Regions from separate parts of the Mus musculus genome. Here region 1 is linked to region 2. Evidence: chromatin loops called from intact Hi-C (ENCODE). Cell type or tissue: heart. All regions are shown on one strand. Each heading gives the region's core, and the rest is flanking DNA. Links, peaks and the distances in the headings are about the cores only.

The links. Peaks named below come from ENCODE experiments on the same cell type or tissue, not always from the same donor. Only the 100,000 strongest peaks of a DNase experiment are listed, where the experiment ranks them.
Region 1: it touches region 2 in a loop (3-fold over the local background); 2 of 42 quality-filtered maps call a loop at or near these places.

Annotation. Positions count from the first base shown.
Region 1 is chr8:79,693,308-79,696,225 of GRCm38, reverse strand. It overlaps Abce1 (ATP-binding cassette, sub-family E (OABP), member 1), which reads left to right. Exons shown (of 18, transcript NM_015751.2): 10 at 2,681-2,802. Among named protein-coding and RNA genes, the nearest start is that of Abce1, 17 kb to the left of the region's middle. In heart, for the core only: no CTCF peak of the experiment used is centred there; no DNase peak of the experiment used is centred there.
Region 2 is chr8:81,013,560-81,016,463 of GRCm38, reverse strand. Usp38 (ubiquitin specific peptidase 38) reads left to right here and starts at 1,558. Exons shown (of 10, transcript NM_027554.2): 1 at 1,558-2,709. The coding sequence starts at 2,028. In heart, for the core only: no CTCF peak of the experiment used is centred there; DNase peaks (open chromatin) are centred at 1,413 and 2,523; H3K4me3 peaks cover 2,426 bases; H3K27ac peaks cover 2,043 bases.

The DNA of each region.
Region 1 (2,918 bases), core at 207-2,706, 1.3 Mb after region 2:
TGAGAGACATCTAAGCTGTTTACAGTTTCTGTCTATTATGAGAAAAACTACTGTGAACATAGTTGAGCAAGTGTCTTTGTGGTATGGTAGAGTATTCTTTGAGTATATGTCCCAGAAGGGTATAGCTGGTCTTGAGGAAGATTTATTCCCAATTTTCTGAAAAGCCTCCAAATTGATTTCCAAAGTGGCTGTACAAGTGTGCACTCCTACCAGCAGTGGAGGAGTGTCTCCCTTATTCCACATCATTGTTAACATGAGCTGTCCCCTTGACTTGTCCAGGGGATATATGGATCTCCCTGGAAAAGGGCAATAGAATAGATTTTGCAGGTGGGACTGGGTGTAGCCGGGGATAGGAGCAGGAAGGATCAGATAAGTGAGTGAAGGATGGAGGGAGAGAGTACTGGGAGAGACAACCTGAATTGGGGGGGGAGGGGTGCATGCGATATTGGTTGGTTTTGGTTTTGGTTTTTCTGTAGCTGTCCTGGAACTCACTCTGTAGACTAGGCTGCCTCTGCCTCCCAAATGCCTCCCAAGTGCTGGGAATAAAGGGGTGCAGTGCAGTCATCTGACTCAGTTGAGGTTTTTGATCTTAGCCATTCTGACAGTTGTAAAATGGAATCTCAGGATCGTTTTGATTTTCATTTCCCTGATGGCTAAGGATGGTGTTCCTTAGACATTTGAGATTCTTCTGTTGAGACTTTTGTTTAGATCTGTACCCTATTTTTTAATTGATTTGGCTTATCAATGTCTAGTTTCATAAGTCCTTTATATATTTTGGATATTAGCCCTTTGTCAGATGTAGGGTTAGTGAAGATCTGAAGATCATTTGCCATTCTGTAGGCTGCCCTTTTGTTGTAATGATTGTCCTTTGTCTTACAGAAACTCCTCAGTTTTATTGAGCTCCCATTTATTGATTGTTTTTCTTAGTACCTGTGCTATCAGTGTTCTCTTCAGGAAGTTGTCTCCTGTAAAAATGTATTCAAGGCTATTCCCCACTATCTCTTCTATTAGATTTAGTGTATCTGGTTTTATGTTGAGATCTTTTGATCCACTTGGACTTGAATTTTTTGCAGGATGAGAGATAATGAATCTATTTGCTTCTTCTACATGCTGACATTCAGTTAGACCAGTAACCACTTGTTAAAGATGCTTTCTTTTTTCCATTATGTATTCCTGGCTCCTTTATCAAAAATCAGGTGACCATTGGTATGTGGATTGTACCTCTGGGTCTTAGATTCGATTCCATGCCAATCCGTTGTGGTTTGTATTGCTATAGCTCTGTAGTACAGATTGAGATCAGGGATGGTATACCAAACTTAAAAGATAGAGAATCAAATGACTAAGTTTCTTAATCTAAGCCCCTTTTAGTATAGATCAGATCTACTTTGATCTATGACTTTTAAATAGCAAATAATATTGTAACTCCAATAAAAGAAGAGCTAAAAGAAAAAAGAATTCATAGCTAGGTGAGTCACAACACATTTCAGTATCTAGATATTCAAGCAAATCACTGGACAACAAGACACCACACTTACACTAAGTGCAATTAAAAGATAAAAGGAAAGAAAGGTATAACAGGAGTGAACTGATCTTATGAAAACTAATGATGATAATGATTTTATAAGACTTAAATATGAGAAAGGATAACATCTTAGTCGTAACATGTGCAGTTAATCAAGCAGAAACAGTAAGTAAAACGCTTTTGTAGATGTACCAATCTGTGTGTATTGCTGAGTTGTAGAAATCTATGTGTAATGGTAGGCTGATGGGAAGAAGCCACAGAGAGCGTATCAGTTCTGAAACTACCAAAGCATGCATTCATTCACTCTTTAGTGGTATAAAAATTTTGAAGATCATATCCTCCAAAAAACAGTAAGAAATCCAAGTAATAAGCTGGAAGTTTCGTTGCATATATTGTCTATATTTTTGTAGCACAGATTTCTTGAGTACACAGATGCTGTGTTCCTAAAACATCAGAACTTTTGATTATTAAGTTAGTTCCATTTGAATACAAAAAAGGCAAGAAGGGGCTTTGAAGAGTAAGAAAAATACGTTTGCATATTGGAAAAGGTATCCCTACAGTGAATAGGAACTAAGTGGAATTTTAAAATGTGAAACTGTTGGTAAGTGACTAAGTTTAGGAAGGAAGGAGTGGCCCTTAAACATACAAAATAAAAAAATGCATTATCAAGAAGATAAACAGCAAGTTGTAATTTTTTCTGCATATAAATAAATAGTAAGATACATGAAAATTTAAAAGCTTGAAAAATCTGAAAATTTTTTGTGAGCATGATTAGTCTGTTTATACAAAGAGAACTTTATGCAGAGAACTTTATGCTAATGGTTTAAGCTGGTTTTGGAGATACGTGTAAAGTAGGTGGGGTGAGAACCAAGTCTGCATAAACGCTTCATCACTGCGCTGGTTGGTAGTTTCTGCTCTAGCAATAGATTTTTAAATCATCTTAGTCAAATATATACTGAGGAAAACATTTTAAATAGGAACATCAATAATAAGCCTTGTATAAGAAAATATTTTGTGGCTTTACTATGTTCTCTATACTTTTTATTCCATTTTCTAAGATTTACAACTATAGTAGAAAAAATTATATATATATAAATAAGAGTCTTAGCTAATGATGTTAGAGTAAATTTAAAAATAAAAATTTGTTTTGCTTTTCAGATATATCATTGTGGTGGAGCATGATCTAAGTGTATTAGACTATCTCTCTGACTTCATCTGCTGTCTATATGGGGTACCGAGTGCTTATGGTGTTGTCACGATGCCTTTTAGTGTAAGAGAAGGTAACTTGAAAACCTGTTCATAATGCTGTATATTTTTTTCTTTAATGCCTAAAAATGTATTACTGTTGACATCACTACTATATATTGCTCTAATATGTATATGAAACTGGCATTTT
Region 2 (2,904 bases), core at 405-2,904:
TAATCCCTTCTTTAAAGCCAGAGCCACATGGCCAAAGCTGCCAAGTTCTGCTGCTTGCTGAAGCTGGAATGTGTCCTCCCACCTCCACCATGTTCTATTATCAGCTTTCTGTTTTCTAACTCCCTCTCTGCCTAAGTTTGGGTTTCCTGAAATGAACTCAGAGACCTACATGGCTGTCTCTTGTAATGCTGGAACTAAAGGCATGTACCACCAGGCCTGGAGTTAAGCTCTTCACCTAGAACCTGCTTGTCCCAGGCTGGCCTTGAACTCAGAGATCTGCTTGGCCTTATCTCCATGGATTAAAGGTGTATGCCACTATGCCTGGGTCTAAATTTAGCTGAGAAGGATCTTGCTTATACACTGAACACTGAATACAAAAGCTCACTATTTTTTATTTTTTCCAGACATGGTTTCTCTGTGTAGCCCTGGCTGTCCTGGAACTCACTCTGTAGACCAGGCTGGCCTCGAACTCAGAAATCCACTTGCCTCTGCCTCCCAAGTGCTGGGATTAAAAGCGAGCACCACCACCACCCGCTAAAAAATCTATTCTTACAACAACCTTGTTTTGAATCACCACTAAATATATGAGCCACCAGTACTCTCTCTACATTAGCAATTGTTTCAGAGGAAAAACCCAGCCATTTAAGGCATTGGAGTATGTCTGGGCCTAACAAGGTCTTTAGAAAGATTTCCCCCAAAGCTTGGTTTGTTTGTTTGTTTGTTTTCTTATACTTTCCTCCATTCCTCAACTAGTGCTCTTCTCGCGTTTCCAAAATTTTCTCAGACACAAGATTTTAAACAATTAATAGCACTTCCTCGAATTGTCTTCATAAGCAACATGTCTCAGACTATGACATAGTAAAAGTTCCTCCATTTTGTCTCAGGTGGAGCCATCTTTGGTTTACCCGGAAACTGACACCATCATTCCCTGATGAAAGTGAAAAGTCCTGTACCCCAACTCTGTCCTAGAAACTCGGGGAAATGCCTCAGGCAACTGCACGTTTTGGGCTTCTAGTAAGCTGCTTGCTTACTTTATTTCCCTGCCAACGGCAAACAAGGAAGTAGTGTTTCCGTGTTCTCTGCCTTTTACAGCTCCCTGCACAGTGCGTTCTTCCGGCTGCTCTGAGAGAAGGGTTTCCCCCCGGCAGTCGCCGGCGGCTCAGTATAGACTCTCGGTTCGCTCGCGCTGAGTGGTCTCTGAGTTTCTAACCCTCACCACTGACGGAATCCACGTCCGGCGACAAGAACCTCAGAGCTCAGAGTAGGCTCCCTGAGCAGCGCCTCCGGAAGTCCGCCAGTGACGTACCACACAGTCTCCAGTGACGTGAGAGTGGCCGCGTGACTCACTCCGTGCCTCTGCGCCTGCGCGCCAGGGAAGGGGGCGCGGCCTATCGGGGGAGGAGCTACATGGAGAAGGGGGAGGGGCGGGGCCAGCAGGAAATGGGTCGAACGTAGCCGGGAAAGGACCGGAAAAAAGTGGGCGGGGCGAGGGCGGACCTATCCGCTGTACCTCGGAGCTTCACTTCCTATTCGCCAGTATTTCTGCTTCCGGGTTCAGGGTGTTCCGCGCCTCCGGCTCCTCTCCTTGGCAGATCGAGGTACTCGCATTGACAGTGCCTCCTGACTCAACCCAGGGCGACTTTTAACTGCCCACCCGCGGGAGCCGGGGCTCCGCACTGACCCGGGACACGAAGGCGCTCCTCACCTTCCAGCTCAGCCTGGAGGGTCCCTGCGCCCGGAGGCTGGGAGAGGTCGCGGGCCCAGCGAGGCAGCCTTATGCGGACCTCCGGCCCCTGAGGCGGACCGCGGGGACCCGCAGCCTTTCGGCGTCCCAGAATCGCTCGCTCCCGTCCCGGCTCGGATGGGCCTTCCCACTCGATAAATGTGGCTGCTGAGGCGGCGGTGGCGGTGGCCGGTCCTGCTGCTGGTTGGCTCCAAGTTCCTCCCCGCCGGGGCGCTTTGCTGCCCCCCGGGGCTGCCGCTGCCAGCTCTTTATCCCCAGGGCCTGGCCTTGCAGAGTGGCGACGATGGACAAGATTCTGGAAGGCCTGGTGAGCTCCTCGCACCCGCTGCCCCTCAAGCGGATGATTGTGCGGAAGGTGGTGGAGTTCGCGGAGCATTGGCTCGACGAGGCGCAGTGCGAGGCCATGTTTGACCTGACGACCCGCCTCATCCTGGAGGGCCAGGACCCTTTCCAGCGACAAGTGGGCCACCAGGTGCTGGAGGCCTACGCGCGGTACCACCGGCCGGAGTTCGAGTCCTTCTTCAACAAGACTTTCGTGTTGGGCCTCCTTCAGCAGGGCTACCACTCAGTGGACAGGAAGGACGTCGCCATCCTGGACTACATTCACAACGGCCTGAAGCTGATTATGAGCTGCCCGTCGGTGCTGGATCTCTTCAGCCTGCTCCAGGTGGAGGTCCTGCGAATGGTTTGCGAGAGGCCGGAGCCAGTGCTCTGTGCCCGGCTGAGCGACCTCCTGACCGATTTCGTGCAGTGCGTCCCCAAAGGGAAACTGTCAGTTACCTTCTGTCAACAGCTGGTTCGAACGATAGGTCATTTCCAGTGCGTGTCCACTCAGGAGAAGGAACTACGGGAGTATGTCTCCCAGGTAACGAAAGTGAGTACCTTACTACAGAATATTTGGAAGGCTGAGCCCTCCACGCTGCTACCTTCTCTGCAAGAAGTTTTTGCAAGCATCTCTTCCACAGGTAAGGGTCATTATTTCAGAAAAGTGTGTCTTGGAAATTCAACACGTGTGTCTCATCAACACAGTGCGCTTTTTTCCCCCCCGGAAGCATTCTCTTTGGGGGTACTGAAAGAGGCCAGGTAGCCTATTTTATTAGAGTAACTCCTCCAGTAAGAGACGTTCTTGATGGAGAGCAAAACTAAATACCCTTATGCAA